Linked DNA regions of Mus musculus: region 2 is linked to region 1. Evidence: chromatin loops called from intact Hi-C (ENCODE). Cell type or tissue: gastrocnemius. All regions are shown on one strand. Each heading gives the region's core, and the rest is flanking DNA. Links, peaks and the distances in the headings are about the cores only.

Region 1 (8,328 bases), core at 301-8,300:
AAGCTTTCCCAGAGGCATGGGGGCTCCATTTTCCGTTGCAATCCGCTTTAAAGTAGCGATTGCCTTTTCCTGGTTCCCGGACAGCACATCGTACCTAGCACTCTCTGGCAGCCACTGGGAGTGGGGGAACAGGAGACCCAGGGTGTGGCTGGTCAGTATAGGACAGAGCACGCCCTCCTGGCCACCTTCTCTCATTTGTGTGGGCTTCTTTAAGCAGCAAGTCTCTGGGGTGAGAGACCTGGCTTTGAACAGAGTCCTCTGTAAGGTACTGGGTTATAGGACCCACTTCCCTCTGATTCCTCCTCGTTCAGGTGTTTACAGGGTTAAACGGGGTAACAAAAGCATGAAGCTGTCATCACCACTGTGGTTGCTTTTAGAGTTCTGGGGTCAGGTGGAGCAAATGAAGACCACCATTTCAAAAAATCTCCCCCTCAAGCCAGGGAGTGGGGGCGCATGCCTTTACCCCCAGCACTTGGGAGGCAGAGGCAGGTGGATCTCTATGAGTCTAGCCTGGTCTACAGAGTGAGTTCCAGATCAGCCAGGGCTACACAGAGAAATCCTGTCTCAAAGAAAAAAAAAAGTGACAACTTTAGACATACTTACGAAGCACAGAACAGCGAAGAGTAGTAGTGGAGCGGCCGAGAGCAGGAGCAGCCAGCGCCAGCCCAGGCTGGGCATCACAAACACAGCCAGAAGCACCTCGAACACGGTCCCTATGGCCCAGAAGACCTAGCATGGGAGAGTGAGAGTCAGTGGCAGGGTAGTGTGGTCCATACAGGTAGTGTGGGGTACGGTGGACGGGATTGGCGCATCCTGCTGTCGCCCCTCCCACGCTGCTCACGTAATACCCACGCAGCACCGCACAACAGGACACCACAGCGAAGCAGGAGGGAAGGATCAGTAGTCTGTGTCACAGGTATGGCAGGGGGCATGCAAGGGACTTTGAATTCTTTGGATGTTTTTTCCTAACCATTTTAGGTATGCACTGATATCGAGCACGTCCCGCCGGTCCTGCGGCCACCAATGCAGTGGACCACCAGCGGTCATTCTGTGAAAGGAAACTCTCTCCACGACAGTCAGCCCCGACTCTGCCCAGCCCCAACTCCCTGGAAGTCTCTGTGTTTTTCTCGTTGTCCTTTTTAAAAAGCTTTCGAGACAGGGTCTGGCTATGCAGCCCAGCCTAGATTTGAACTTGAGATCCTCCTGCCTCAGCCTCCCAAGTGTTGGGATGATGGGCGTGTTTAAAGATGCCTGTCCTGTCATTTTGATTTTGCTTTATTCTGACCACCTGCTTAGCAGAATCACATGGCACTTGTCCTTTATGTCTGGATTTCTTCAAACATAATGTCCTGGTGGCTCATGGACACTGTAGCTTGTTATAGTTTCCTGCCTTTTGAAGGTGTGATGCTACTATTACATATTGATATACCACATCTTCCCTGTGTGTGTATGGACTGACGGACAGGAGAGCTTCCATGGAGAGGGAATCTTGTGTGCAATGTATGCAAGTTTCACCTGTCAATAAAAAAAGCCTCTGGTCAATGAGCTGAGGCAGGCTTAGAAGGTGGGGCATCCGGCAGAGAGGGGGTGGGGCATTCTGGGAAATAGGTGCAGATGACAGAGGAAGACCGGTGTATGAAACTGAGGACCAGGTCACATGGCAGGCCGTAGAACAGAGCAATGATTCAGTTATGGGGTAGTCAGGGAAGGAGCCAAGGCATTTGGCCTAGGTGTTTATTCATAGGTAAGATGTCTCAGAGTCATTATCTCTGGAAACTTGGGCGTGGGTAGAAAGCCCTGGTTAGACTTCCGTTCTCTCTGCACATGACTATACATATTGTCTACTTTTGTCTTTTGTCTCCTGACATCAGCTTTCCTTCCCCACAGGCTCAGTCTCCACCCCTAGGGTCACCTCTCTCTCACACAGGCTCAGTATCCACCCTTAGGGTCACCTCTCCCTCACACAGGCTCAGTATCCATCCTTGGGGTCACCTCTCCCTCACACAGGCTCAGTATCCATCCTTGGGGTCACCTCTCCCTCACACAGGCTCAGTATCCATCCTTAGGGTCATCTCTCCCTCACACAGGCTCAGTATCCATCCTTAGGGTCATTTCTTCTTTTCACAGGCTCAGTATCCATTCTTGGGGTCATTTCTTCCTTATCCCCCAGGTTATTCTCCTTCCCCACCTACACCCACACACATACACACACACACACATACACACACCCACACACACCCACTAGGTTCCCTGCCTGTGGCTTCCCACTATGTTCTGCTAATAGAGAGTCCAGGGGATGAGAGGGAAGCCAGGGTGGAGGAGAAACCAGGACTGACTTACTGCCCTGCCTCCTCCCCTGCAGGGTGGTCTCTGCAGAGGGTCTGGGCTGCCCTTGGACCCTCCTGGTCCTTCTGGAGTGGGCTTGGTGACAGAAACTTCACTACTGTTGTTGTTTTAAAATCACAATTGTTTCTTTCTTTGCTGAGGGGGTGGTGGGAGTCACAATTGGAGAATTTTAGGGTGAAGTAGTTCTCCCCTTACATAACATGTAAGGAGACACAAAGTGTGATCACGTGGCAGAACAGGCACTGGTATGCCGAGAATCCTCTGCAGTCCCTGTATGGCTGGGCCTGACAGCTACAGAGTGAGTTCAAGACCAACCTGGGCAATTTTTCAAGACTGTGTCTTGAAATAGAAAGGACAAAAAAGGGCAGGGATATAGCTCAGTAGTAGAGCACCCACCCAGCATGTGTGAGAGCCTAGATCAGTGGTTCTCAACCTCTGGGTCATGACCCCTCTGTGGGGGTCAAAAGACCCTTCCCCTGGGGTCATATATATCAGATATCCTGCATATCAGACATTTACATTTCTATTCATAGCAGTGGCAAAATTACAGTTATGAAGTAGCAATGAAATAATTTATGGTTGGTAGTCACCATAGCATGAGGAACTGTACGAGAGGATACAGTTAGGAAGGTTGGGAACCACTGTCCTAGATCAACCTCCAATTGAAGAAAGACAGGGAGAAGGTGGGAGAGATGGCTCAGTAGTTAAAAGCACTAGCTGCTCTTGTAGAAGTCCTAAGTTCAATTCCCAGTAACCATAGGGTGGTTCACAACCAATGGAAAACAGTGTCCTCTTCTGGTGCATCTGGAGATAGCAACAGTGTACCCACATACATTAAATAAGTAATTAGAAGAAGAAAAGAAAGGGAGGAAGAAAGAGGGAAGGAGGACAAAGCATTTATACTATATATACATGTGCATAATTTTCAATTGAGTCTTTGTGAGCCTGTGGCTACATACATTTGAAAGCTGCTTCACAGTCAGTAAGAATTCCTGGGAGACCTGTCACCCCCTCCTTACCTCAATCAGCAAAATGCACTTGGCTCTGGCCTTCATGGGAAGGAACTCGGCGTACAGCGTCACCCTAGGTAAGTGAAGAGACAGGGGTTAAAGAGTGGGAAGATGACAGATTCTGAGTTCCCTCCCTCCAAAAGTGATCCGTGGATTCCTACGTTGGAATTTCCTGGTATCGTGGCTGAAGTCAGAAATTCAACCAACGGGTTCTTACTGTGTAGCTCATGGCTGACTTCAAACTCACTATCTTCCCGTCCTGTCTCCCAGCATGCACTATCATAGTCTGCCAGTGTGTGACTCCCTTGTCCCTGGGAAGCAGATTTTCACAAATGGCTCCTGCATTTTTATTTATTTATTTTTTTGTTGTTTTGTTTTTTGAGACAGGGTTTCTCTGTGTAACTCTGGCTGTCCTAGAACTCACTCTGTAGACCAGGCTGGCCTCGAACTCAGAAATCCGCCTGTCTATGCCTCCCAAGTGCTGGGATTAAAGGCGTGCACCACCACTGCCTGGTGGCCCCTGTGTTTTAAACCAACTCCCCCCAGATGACCCTCGAGTTCTGGCATGCTTTCGTCGAGGTCTGCAGAAACCACAGAGTCTGGAGAAAGTCTGGCTGTGGGTTTACGGGCAGCTGTGTTAGCAAGTTGATAAGGCTATGTTGTGTATGGCCTTTTGTCCCTCCATTCTGGGTTCCGGATGTCTGTCTGTGCATCCCTGGGGACAGCCATGGGGGGATTACATGGAATTGCTCCCGACAGTTGCATCTGGGGTGTGCAAAGCTACCCTGCTCCCTTGCTGTCAAGTTGTTATTCACTGATGGATGGAGTTGGTGTCTGGTAGTTTGCCAGGACATATTCAGATTTGCCAAGATCTTGTCCTCCACAGAACCTCTACCCACCTGCTGTAGCCTCTGGCTATTTCTACCTGAACAGACCACCATGGCATTGGTGACAAATGTAATTTTTAATTTGTCCTTCCTTTTCCATTTTGTAATCACATCCTTATTCTAAGAGTGAGCTTTTCTGGGGCTGGCGAGATGGTACAGCAGATAAAGGTCCATTCTGCTAAGCTCAGTGAGCTGAGTTTGGTCCCTGTTCATCCCTAGGACTCCACATGGCAGAAGGAGAGACCTGACTCCTACAAATGGTCCTCTGACCTTCGTAAACATGGTTATGTAGGAAGTCACCAGGAAGGTGCCCTGGACCTGCCAGTTTTTCTCCAGCTGTCTCTTCACCTGAATGGTGCTCTGTGGCTGCACACAGCGCTCCCTACTGCACACAAAAGCTATTGCTCTTTACTGTCTCCTGTAATCTGCTTATTCTCATGAAGATACTTGGAGCTTTAATGAGATTTTTGTTCTTTTTTTTTTTTTTTTCATTTTATAACTAAGATGTCACTTGTAACGATAGAGTTACAAATTAGAATCCAAATCTTGGGGCTGGAGATCGCAGCACCCATATGGCAGCTCAAAACAACTGCCTGCAACTCCAGTTTTAGGGGATCAGCTGTCCCCTTCTGACCTCTGCAAGTACTGCACACACACAGGTGCGTGTGCACACACACCTTCAGGCAAAACACGTATAAATATAAATCTTTTTTTAGTCCATCTTTTCCCTTTGATACTAGAGATTGAGCTCAGAGCTATGTTCAAACTAGGCACGTGTTCTCCCACTGGGCTATATTCTAAGCTACCAAATCAATTTATTTTGGAATTATTTTTAAATAATTGTTTTTAATTTTATGTGTGTGCAATTCCCATACTGACTAGAAGAGGGAGGTAGAGCCACATCCATTATTCGCTATTCTGCAGAGGGGCTGAGAATTAAACTTGGTTCCTCTTCAAGAGCAGTAAGCTCTCTTGACCTCTGAACCATCCCTTCAACCACAAACCAAACCCAATATGCTTCTCCACCGACGTAAAGTGAGACTACGCATCTCACAGTGACTTCTCCATCCCACTGTCCAGCATCAGTCAAGTTTGATCTGAATTGATTGGCAACTGGCCTGCAAGGTTAGGCTACATGAGACTTTGTGGCTTTGTCTTCCTGTCTTGGATCCCAGGTGGCTGTGCCTGGGTGAAGCCAGATGGAGCCTTTAAGTTCATCGAATCATCGAACGCATCTGCTGACTGAAAACTCGAGCAAGCCCCTGACACAGTAGTACCGCCTAACTGCCCAAATGCAGGCTGAGTTAAGTAAATCACTGTCTTAAACCCTGAGTGCTGGGTGGTTCATGACCAGCAACCACTACCTCTCCCCTTCACTTAATGAGCACCTGACTTTGATCAAGCCTCCCAGGAGCAGGGTTTTCTAATCAGCCAAATAGGGGCAGGGCTGGGATACACATCGTCTGAAGACGCATAGCATAGCTGTCCCGTGGACATGCTTCCCGGTACCGTCATTGTCGGCAATGAATACGGTAGCTCTTTTATCGAGAGCATCAATGTGTATTTGGGGGAAGGGAGCCCCTTACAAGTGATTTGATTTGCCTTCCCATTGTTGTGGTTTGGGTGCCTGATGCACATGCGCAGGGATTTTATATGGTGGCTCTTCATTCTCAAGCAGGAGACTTGATCCAGTTTTAGTGTCTAGGGGGTGGGGACTCAGGGTTGGGACTGAGGGTTGACCAGGGTTAGACAATAGCGTTAGGGTCAGTCCCAAGATTGAATCTGGGGGGAAAGGTGGGGAGAGTCTCACTAACCTGGAACTCACTGTGTATCCCAGGCTGGCCTCACAGCCGTAGGGATTATCCTTGGCTCCGCCCCCTCAATGCTGGGGTTATGGGAGAAAGACATCACACTCTCCTTTCATCCTGGTTGGCTTGCCAGGTTATGTCTGAGCCAGCTCCGCAGCTGTTACTAAGGGAGCCACTACAGATGCATCCTAGCTGTTACTAAGGGAGCCACTACAGATGCATCCACCAGCCTTGAGCCTGGACTATAAGCTGAGATAAACCTCCTTTCTTTATAACCTGTCCCGCCTGTGGCGTTGTGTTCTCAAAACAGCTGTTACCGTTACATTCTGGCTGTTGACTTATTTTTAAAATAACACCCCAAGACGCTGTTGTTCTGACTCTCTGGCTGGGTAAAGTTACTCTAAATGAATGGAAACTCTTAATATTACCTAACTACCTAAAAATATTGTCCCCTAAATGTCTCTCAATAAAGCACTTAAGGGAGCCATCTTTCTAACTAGATAAGAGTGCTGTCTAATTATGACATAATTAGGTTTATGTAAATGACATCAGAAGTGCCAAGGAGCCAAGGCCCTCTTGGGGCTTCGTATTTCTCCTGTAATTTGCCTGCGGGGTTTTTCCCCCCTCCTCACAGATAAAACAGCTACCTAGTTACATACGTGAGAAAGTAAGTGTGGATGTTTTAAATCTCACGGTGGCCATTAGCAAGCTGAGGGATGGGGGAGGGGCACAAGCCACTTCATTGTTTAAGGCACATTGGTGGCTTTGCTGAGCCCTATGGTGGGGCGAGATCTTTGTAAAGGCTTCGGCAGATCTCCGTGATTTTGCATGTAAAGACTGTCCATGCGGTGAGAGAACCACCTAGTGGAGATGTCGTTTAAAGGGTAAATCAGAGAAAGAAGTCTGTCTGGGTTGCTCAAAGACAAATGTGATGAGGTTTGTGTGGAGTTGGAGCTCGTAAGGAGAGAACTAATAGAAAATGAAATCGTGTGCTAAGACTTCTGGAAGACTCTGCAGCCTGAGGAGTGGTCACAGAAGATGTCCGATTTGAGCAATACAGGTGAAGATGATCAAGCTGTCCTAGGGTGGGGAGTCTCTCCCTAGACTAAGGAGGGTCTATTTACCTCCATCAAAAGGTTACACTAGTGGTGGAGATGGTTTGCTCAGCCAGGAACTCTCTGGGCAACTGGGTATGGTGGATGGAGACTCAACAGCTACAGCCACATCCACAGTGCCAATCCAGGGCTTCCATGACCCAGTGAGCCAGCAGGTGCAGCTGCAGAGAGCAGAGCCTTGGCCCCGGTGACCCTGAGCAGGTCTGAGCAAATTAAGTCAGGCTCACTGAATAGGTCAGACATAGAGAAGAGTAGGGAGGCTTCGGGGATATGGAAACATAGTATCTCAGAGAGACTGACCAAGGGTTAAGGTGAGCTAATTAAGTAGTGCCTCTGTGTACCCAGCCTCCACCTCTGGAGGAAGCAATTGATACAAATGGATACAAACAGATGGCACATGTGCACTGTATTAAACCTCACCTAAGTTTGACTTTAGTACCGTCTCAGTTCTGAGCTTCTGGGCTCTCCTGACACCTGCTGAGAACAGATGACAGCAGACATTCAGGTCATCTTTGTGATGGGACAGGGTTTCAGGGATTTTCCTGGTCACGTTGCCTTGTCCTGCCTAAACTCTGGAAAAGGTTCAGACATGTAGATGACATAATGCTAAGCTATGAGTGGTCCGCAGATTTGGAAAGCCAAAGGAGAGGCAAACAGGTACGGGGGTATTTCCGTTTGCCTTACGATCCTACTAGGGCTCAGTTAATTGAAAGAAGAAAAGGAGGTTGTTAAAATGATAACTGTGAAGAAGTCTGAGTCCAAAAGGTACCCTACATGGATGGAAAAGGACATAAGCCTCTTCGAAGCCATAAGATTACTGAATGGGAGCCTCGGTGACTAGGGCGGGCTACCTCCAAGTGAGCTATGGACCAGAGGAGCCCCTCAGGCCCCTCAAACCATAAAGGCTATTGCTACTGCTGTTGGCTCTGTGCAAGAACGAGACAGTAAGACCCTATCACTGAAGATACCACATGCTCGGACTTTGACTATAGGGCATGGAGAAATTAACCCGGAGCGAGCTGGAAACTCCCACTCTCCTGGCTGGCTTTCATGGTGTCAAAGGAGCTAGGCAAGCGGAGAATGGCCACCAACATTCCTGCTTGCCTATGGACCTTGTGTGCTGAAATACAAATGTGCCAGGCATGATGTGTCTGCTTGTGCA
Region 2 (8,328 bases), core at 284-8,283, 81 kb after region 1:
TGACTCTCATGGTTTCAATAAGCAAACGGTACACTGGGCCTCTCCCCTTTCCAGACTAGCCTCATGGACAGCCAGGGGGGGATCGTGACGGCACTGACGTACCTAGATGTTAGCTAAGTGTGTAATTAAAAATGATACCAAATTCAAACTGACTCTTCTGGTCTAAGGTTTGGAACCTGACCTATCCAAAGGTCACTGAGGTAAGGCCAAGGATGTGTTTTCTCTGCCGGGGGTGAGCTGGCAGACATTCCAGATGTGCCTAGGCATCAGCTATGAGATCAGATCTCACTGTGCATACTGAGGACTTGAGACTCTGAGACTATGCTGTGCTGGACTCCACGACACAGCAGCCCCACAGACCTGGCTTCCGGGCTGAGATGAACACAAAAGCCGGCAGTCACTTGTGACCATAGAGCACCGTGCAGGGCTGTGGGCCCCAGGCACCAGTCCTGCTGCTCCTGAGGTGGCTGAGAGGACAATTGTGTGCGTGAGCCGCTGTAGATGTGTCACCCTGACCGAGCGCTAATGTCCTTCCTCATTTTGTAAATTATTACATTAGGTAATGACCAATGATGGCTCCTAGTTTTAAGTTCTTCACAGTAGGCACCTACTTCCCGGAGAAACGTAAGCTAAGCTAGTACTTCCGCCGTAGGCTGCCGAGTGTGGACTTGCTGAAGCCTTTGTACCTGCTGAGCACTACTGCAATAAAGACGGTTTTGTTAGGAAACAGCCAAGTGCGGTGCTTTAGTCCTTTATGTACCGCAGGCTACCTGTCAACTTGTGAAGATGGCCTGCCTCTGCCTCCTGGGTGCTGCCACGCCAGGCCTGACGGGTGGTCTTTTTGGTGGGTGTCCCATGGCATCCTCCTCCTGGGTGCTGCCTATGTTTTTATAACCTTTCCTGTTCTCTGTGGTAAAGCAAACACCAACTCCTTCCAGCTAAGAGAAAGCACAGAGCACTGACTATTAAAAATGGCTCTTAGGGGCTGGACAGATTTGTCTCCACATTAGTACCTGTGTTGAGCAGCCCACAACCACCCATAACTATAGTACCAGGTGATCTGGCACCTCTGGCCTCCCTGTGCATGCACATAACACACACATATGTCCACATATGTGCACACACATGCACACACCCCCCCCCAAATACAATAATAAATAAAGACATTTTATTTCTTAGTAGGTAAAATTTTCCGAAAAGTCAAGTTGACCCGCGGAGCCAGGACCCTCTTGCGGATGGGGAGACTGTGGTACCAGTGGGTGTTGGTTGGGGGGTTCATCATCAGCAGGCTTCCGTGTGCCAGCTGCAGCCTGACCACCTCCACTGTCCTCCGGGGCCTCTTCCCTCGAGAGTCTTTGTGCCGGAAAATGAAGTCTCTGCAAGCGCCAAAGGAGACAGACGCGATGGGGCTCCCCGGAGCCAGTTCTCGCTCGTCATCTCTGTGCTCGCCGATGTGGTCGCAACCATCTTTGTACCTACAGTGGGCAAGCAAGCAATCAGTTCAGAAGAACCTCGCTCCCTCAGCTGCTAATGGAGCTGCCTCACTCTCTTGCAGCCTGCAGCAGTGCTGGCTTCGCAACCTCGTAGCCTGGCAGGCGCACAGGTGAGCCCGGCCTCGGGTGTCCGTGCTGAGTGTGCTGCTTAGAATGAGAATGGTCTCTGCAGGGTCCTGTTTGCACACTTGGTCCCCAGCTAGTAGAACTATTTGGGACCAAGCAGGTGTGACCTTGTTGGAGTAGATATCATTGTGGTGGGGCTTGGCTTTGAGGTTTCAAGAGCTCTCACCAGGCCCTGTCTGTCTGTCTGTCTGTCTGTCTGTCTGTGTCACTTGTTCTTGCCTGCTATGGTGCCAGTGCCATGCCTGTCTGTTCCCCCTGCCAGGATGATCACAGACTCACCCTCTTAAGACAAGCAAGCTCAATAAAGAAAGCCTCAGCACAATGCTTTCTTTTTTAACAGTGGCATTCCTCACAGCCATAGAACACTTAATAAGTTGCTTCTTACAATACCTGCAGGCCTCACCCATCACATCACATAGCTACGCCTTCCAGGTTCACAGCCCGAAAGCCTGTCACAAGCTCCTCCCCACATTTGCTGACCACCCCCCCCCCCCCCCCGCAGTTCAGCCCTTCCCTCCACACCCTTCCCTCTCCATCTCCGATCTTCAGTGGCACCCACCGTAAGCCCCCTCTGCTCTACTCTGAACACTGGGTATCTCCGGCTCTCTAGCTAGTTACCAAGTCAGCCGTCCCAGCCCCTGGGAGCCTCCCTCTCACCACCTAAAGTGAAATGGCTTCCCCTTTAGCTCAGGCCTCGGAGCCAGGCTGAATCAAGACGCCCTGTTGGCTGCTATACTGGAACCCATTCTAGGTGCTACGGGCACCTACAGGGTTGAGGCTGGGGGTGTGTTGAGCATCCTGGCACACAGGTCAACTCCGTACAGCAAAGTACTTTGGACCCCAAATCCAGCCCTATCCCCAATCCTATCAGTATGTTTAACTTTCCCAGTAACAGGTCCAACCCCTCTCACATCTACACACAAGCTCTGTGAAGACTCCCCTCTTTAAAAAGAAAAAGATAATTGGGCATGAGTACAGTTATTCACGGAAGCCAGAGGTGTTGGATCTGCCAGAGCCAGGACTGGGAACTGAACTTGGGTTCTCTGCAAGAGTGGCACGGCCACCTGTCTAGCCTGGTGCACTATAGAAGGGTTGTCACAAAGGAGCACGGCTTTCCTCGGAGGAAGCCTTACCTGTTCACGAGTACAAAGTTGAAGGTCTGTCCTGTCACCTCGCAGACTCGATCTCGAACACGCTCTAGAACAGGAACCCAGGGCTTTGGTGTCAGGGTAAGACCAGAAAACGTGTACGTGAGGCCAGCATCGCCATAGGTCGCCTGCTTCCTGGGAACACTGTGCCACTTTCCGAACACCTGGACCTTGGCCAGTGCACCTGCGTAGAAGAACGGGAGTTCCACCAGTGACCCTTGGGTGCAGACAGCTCCGCACATTCAAAGGTGGAGAAGCAGAAACAACGTTCCCTCTGCTCACGTTGTAAAACGCCATGTTGGGAACCTCTTACCCTAAATCATTGTGGCTTGTCCCAAGTATTCACTCTGGTGCTGAAGTAGACAGAACACAAATTCCAAGCCAGCATGTCTCAACGAAAGAGAGAGATGCCTCAGTTGGTAAAGTGTCCACCACAAGGTATTGCTCAGTATGCCTCGAATCCCACTGCTGGAGGCTCACTGGCCAGCTGGCCTCACTGGATCTGCAAGTTCCAGACTCAGGAGAGGCCATGTCTCAGTGAGGAAGCGGTCTCCAGCTGGGCTTTATGTCAAGGGGCAGAAGGAATGCACATGAGTATACTGAAAATCCACTGGATTCTGTGGCTTCCTTGTGCAGACACATGAGACATGTAGACACACTATGTGCAGACACACAAGGCATGTGGACACAATAGCATTAAAACCAGCGGGCCACAAAAACAAAATAACATGAGAGCACCACAGGGGCTTGGGACAAAGGGGTTCTGTAGGAGTCAGGGTGATGAATCGGGGGTGTGTGAAAACAGCCAAAATGCATCATACACATGCATGAAATTGCTGAAAACAAAACATGGGTGACTTGTGATAAGTTATTTCTCTGCCACGGGTGAAATGGGCCAAGACAGATTAGATAATACTAAATGCAGTTTCTTGGGGCCAGTTCACTGGCCAGGGAATTCACCATAGGGGAGGAGGAAGAGAAATAGAAATAGAAAAAGAGCTCGAGTGTACAGAGAGAAGAGAAAGAGGAGAGACCACAATGTCTGGATCATATAGGGAAGAGCCTCTGGGGGAAGGGCTGCTCAACCCCTGGGCTGGAAACAGGGTTGGGGGCAGGGTATGTCAGGAAAGGACTTGTGTGTGGGGGGAGGAGGGGGATGCTGGAAGAACCTGGAGGCCTGGTCTGCTTTGATATACAAAATACACACTCCCTTTGTCCCTGGTCCAGAACCAAATCCTTCTAAGAGAAGGCCCCTGAGGCCATCATTCTCCCCTTCCTTTTTAAAATTTTGTTTTATTTTATGTATTTAAATATTTTATTTTGCTTGCTTGTGATGTCTGTGCCCTCGAAGGCTGGACAAGGGCACCACAGTAGCTGGAACTGGAGTTACAGAGGATTGTGGGCTGCCATGTGGGTGCTCAGACCCAAACTTGGGTCCTCTGGGACAGCAACTAGTCTTAACTGCTGACTCATCTCATACATTTATTTAATTATGGTCTTTAACAAAACAAAACAGGGTGTCGACAGGCAGTGGTGGCGCACGCCTTTAATCCCAGCACTTGGGAGGCAGAGGCAGGAGGATTTCTGAATTTGAGGTCAGCCTGGTCTACAGAGTGAGTTTCAAGGCAGCCAGGGCAACACAGAGAAACCCTGTCTCGAAAAAACAAAAACCACTGAGGCCTAACCTTCGCCTCCAGCTATTTTGAATCAGTATCACGAAGATCCCAGAATGGTTCGGTTTGGGGGTTTGTTTTGCTTTTTTTGTTATTTAGTTTTTTAACTTCCCAGGTAATTCCAATCAGTTGCCAAATAATTTCGTTCTAGACCTCGTGGACAGTTCGTATGCCAAACCATAACCTAACCTAACCAGAGCTGCCCAGACCGTGACCTAATCCGTCACAGCCGGAAGTTCACGCTTCTCCCAGGGAAGGCGCATCCTGTCCTCGCACAAGCCTAACGCACGTAAGACCTCCGCCTACCAGTAAAATACTCCACTTCTTGCTCCAACTCTCGGAAAATCTTGTCTGCCTCGGCTTTGCCGAATAGGACGGTGTAATCACAGCTCAGACCTTCCGCGCGAAGGTGTCGCCAGTCCGGGCTCTTCAGGTCGCCCGAGGCTCCTCCCGTCGGGGCGGGCTCCTCCCCTCCCCCTTGGAGGTCGCGGAGGTCTGGCCTCACCAGGAACTTGTCCATCCCGCCGCCCACTCACAGCTCAGACGCGTCCTACAAAGGAAACAAGAGCGCATTAAACCTCCTAGGAGGTGCCTGGCGGGCATCATCCAGGCGGGGAGCCTGCCCTGTAGCTTAAGTCTTCCTAGCACAAGCTGACCCGAACCACGCTGTCCTCACGCCCCAGGCGCCCATCGGTAGGAATCCCGGGCACGCATCCCCAGGCCCGCCCTGGAATGGAGTACTTTTAAAGACCCGTCCGTCCTCTTCGGAATTCGAGAGCTTTGGCTGCAAACGGCTGCCCAAACCCAAAAGGCTACACATGGGAAGACGCAAGCGCAGAGAGGCATGAGGCTCGCCCAGTTACCCAGAAAAGCAGGGTTGCCTCTGCCCTGCGGCCCCGCGGGGTAGGGGCTGGCACGGGCGAGCAACCGGGCTCCACCGGAGAGCCCGGAGCGGTGGGTCAGGTCTCTGCACAGACACACGCAGCCCCAGGAACCCTCACCCCGCCCCTCCCGCCTACGCGGGACTTCCGGGCACAGCGCCCCCTGCCGGTCTCCCTGCGCACCGCAGGATGCTGCCTTCACCTGATGGCTCAGCAAGGTTAGGCCTGTGGACCAGTTCTGGGGTCTACGAGCCTAGTGTGCTACAGCATACTGTCTGGGGGGCTTGAGGGCAGTGTATGAATCTGCACTCCTGACAAAGACACAGCATTGTCTGACCACTACAGTCGACATGGAGAACAGTTATACCATCCCATAGAATCCTTCCTCCCTTAGGTTCCGACATAATTTGTCAGCTATTCCTTGCTTGCTCTTCTTCACGATTCCACATAAATGTGATGGATTAGAGGCTGTATAGCCTTTTGCGTTTGACTTATTTCTGTAAGCACACTGCTTTTAGATATAACCGTGTTTTAAAATCTTTATTTTATTTTATTTATATGAGTACACTATTGCTCTCTTCAGACACACCAGAAGAGAGCATAAGATTCCATTACAGATGGTTGTGAGCCACCACGTGGTTGCTGAGAATTGAACTCAGGGCCTCTGGAAGAGCAGTCAGTGCTCTTAACCGCTGAGCCATCTCTCCTGCCCCTGCCCCCGTGTTTTTTAATCTTTTGGGGGGGTTGTTTTTGTTTGTTTTTCTTTTCTTTGTATGTGTGTGTGTGTGTGGTTTGTTTCGAGACAGGGTTTCTCTGTGTAGTCCCAGCTGTCCTGGAACTCACTTTGTAGACCAGGCTGGCCTCAGACTCAGGAATCCATCTGCCTCTGTCTCCCAAGTGCTGGGATTAAAGGCGTGCGCCACCACTGCCCAGCTGTGTTTTTTAATCTTTAGCTTCAAGTACAGCCATTTTATTTATATACTATGTATAAACATAGAGGACATTTGTACCGTTTTTCTCCTTCCATTGCTGGTATGGAAAGACCTGTGACAGTCATTTCTTGCTCCTGGTGGCACAGAAGAAAAAAAAATCACCATAAATATTCAAGCTCAAACTTTTCTGTGAATGCTGAGTTTACTTCATTGAGAAAACGCCCTGGTCCTCGACCAGAGGGAACGTGTTATATCTCTCTAAAGTGCTGCCTATGGGAGCACACGGTGCTCTCTGCTGTCACACACCAGCAGGGCACAGCAGGTCCTGTCTTATCCACGTTGTATTTTGGAGATGAAAACAAAAAAGGGGCAATGTGATAAACAAGATTTCTTTGTACAATATGGAAGTTGTGAGCAGGGTGACAGGCTAGGGAGTAGGGGGGGATGGGGAAGAGGATCTTACAGGGAAGAATCCTAAGCCAGCATTGAAGCTTTCCAGGTAAGGGACAAAATAACATAGCATGCGAAGATTTTAGCGGGACGCTGCGGAAAGGCAAACCGCCTGGAGAACTGCTAAATTGGGAGTCTAGTCAGTTCAGATTGGGAGGCTGTAGCCCAGACTAGCCCCTAACAGCTTGTGTAGCCAAGCCTTGTGCTCCTGATCCTCTTGCCTCCACCTCCCAGATGCTGGGCTCACAGGGTGTGTCACCACTCTGTGACACACGGCGGCATAGGAGGGTTTTTCCAGGGCAGCGGTCGGTCGAGGTTTAAATTACACTTGCAGTGGCACACGCCTTTAATCCCAGCACTTGGGAGGCAGAGGCAGGCGGATTTCTGAATCCAAGGCCAGCCGGGTCTACAGAGAGTTCCAGGACAGCCAGGGCTATACAGAGAAACTCTGTCTTGAAAAACCAAAAAAAAAAAAAAAATAAAAAAAATAAATAAATAAATTACACCTGCAAAAGATCACTCAGTAGAAAAGAGTAGCTGGGATTGTTATATTAGAGGGAAGGATATAACTGAAAGCTGCACAACTGAATGTATGTCTGACGTGAGTGTGGGAGGTAAAAAGTACAAGGGGGTGTATGGCTCAGTGGTCAAGCGGTTGCTCAGGATGCACAAAGGCCCTGAGTTCAATCCCCAAAGGGGACTGAAAAGGAGGGAGGGAGGTGTATCTGGGGAAGTGGAACATTTCGGGGTTAAAGGCCTTCAATCTTTACATCAGTAAGACTTGGAGAAAGCCCCGCTTTAGAGCTAGGACAGGTAGGTAGGTAAGCAGCAGGCTCCCCCTACCTCCTAAGCCCCACCCACCCGGGGGCGGGGCCTCAGCCCCTCCCACACATGCGCGCTGGGCCTCACCGACCCCTGCCCAGCCAGCCTCCCCGCCCCCAACGGGAGCCCGCGCAGGTGGCAGCGCGCCTACCGTGAGCACGGCTGCAGGAGTCCCGGAGGTCCGTGCTCGGCGCAGGCATGATCGGCCAGAAGACCCTATACTCTTTCTTCTCTCCGACCCCCACAGGGAAGCGGACCACGCGCAGCCCGGAGCCGGTCCCAGGGAGCGGAGTGGCGGCCGAGATCGGCGGCGATGCCGTGGTGAGACGAGCGGGGTAGCGCGGGACGCGGGGGTACGGCGGGGTCCCGGGCAGGAGCGCCACGCACGCCGCTTGCTCGGACAGACTGGGACACCTTAGGGGTTCAACACAGCCGCGCGCTGTCGGCCGCCGCCACGCCGAGGCACTAGCCAATAGGGATGGGGCACGGTCGCCGCAGAGCCAATCAGTGTGCAGCGTGCCCGCCCTGCTCCTCGCGTGGTCCAATCAAAAGCGGCAAGGGGCGGGAGCTGTTTTGCCGCGAAAAGCCCACGTGGAAGGTCTTGGGTGAGGCGCGCGGGGCAGCACCAGGCAGCGCGAGACTGCGGTGCTGCGGGTCCCGGGCAGGAGAGCCGCGCACCCCGTTTATCAGCCAGACTGGGACACCTTAGAGGTCCAAAACAACCGCGCGCGTCCACGGCCGCCATGCCGAGACATCTACCAATGGGGACGGAGCTCGGCCGCCTCAGAGTCAATCGGTGTGCA

The links. Hi-C counts contacts between places; a loop is a spot of excess contacts. Peaks named below come from ENCODE experiments on the same cell type or tissue, not always from the same donor. Only the 100,000 strongest peaks of a DNase experiment are listed, where the experiment ranks them.
Region 2: it touches region 1 in a loop (4-fold over the local background); 12 of 42 quality-filtered maps call a loop at or near these places.

The regions. Positions count from the first base shown.
Region 1 is chr5:114,042,203-114,050,530 of GRCm38, forward strand. It overlaps Svop (SV2 related protein), which reads right to left. Exons shown (of 16, transcript NM_026805.1): 7 at 3,366-3,429; 8 at 604-729; 9 at 1-114. Among named protein-coding and RNA genes, the nearest start is that of Gm16108, 19 kb to the right of the region's middle. In gastrocnemius, for the core only: CTCF peaks have their summits at 3,139 (motif pointing left), 4,634 and 5,126; DNase peaks (open chromatin) are centred at 4,130 and 4,535.
Region 2 is chr5:114,122,780-114,131,107 of GRCm38, forward strand. Alkbh2 (alkB homolog 2, alpha-ketoglutarate-dependent dioxygenase) reads right to left here and starts at 5,439. Exons shown (of 4, transcript NM_001359941.1): 1 at 5,304-5,439; 2 at 4,747-4,990; 3 at 2,753-2,951; 4 at 1,147-1,475. The coding sequence starts at 4,960. The coding sequence ends at 1,169. Usp30 (ubiquitin specific peptidase 30) reads left to right here. Exons shown (of 13, transcript NM_001033202.3): 13 at 1-145. It also overlaps a transcript of Ung not described here. In gastrocnemius, for the core only: no CTCF peak of the experiment used is centred there; DNase peaks (open chromatin) are centred at 4,935, 5,447, 7,631 and 8,018; H3K4me3 peaks cover 2,207 bases; H3K27ac peaks cover 1,986 bases.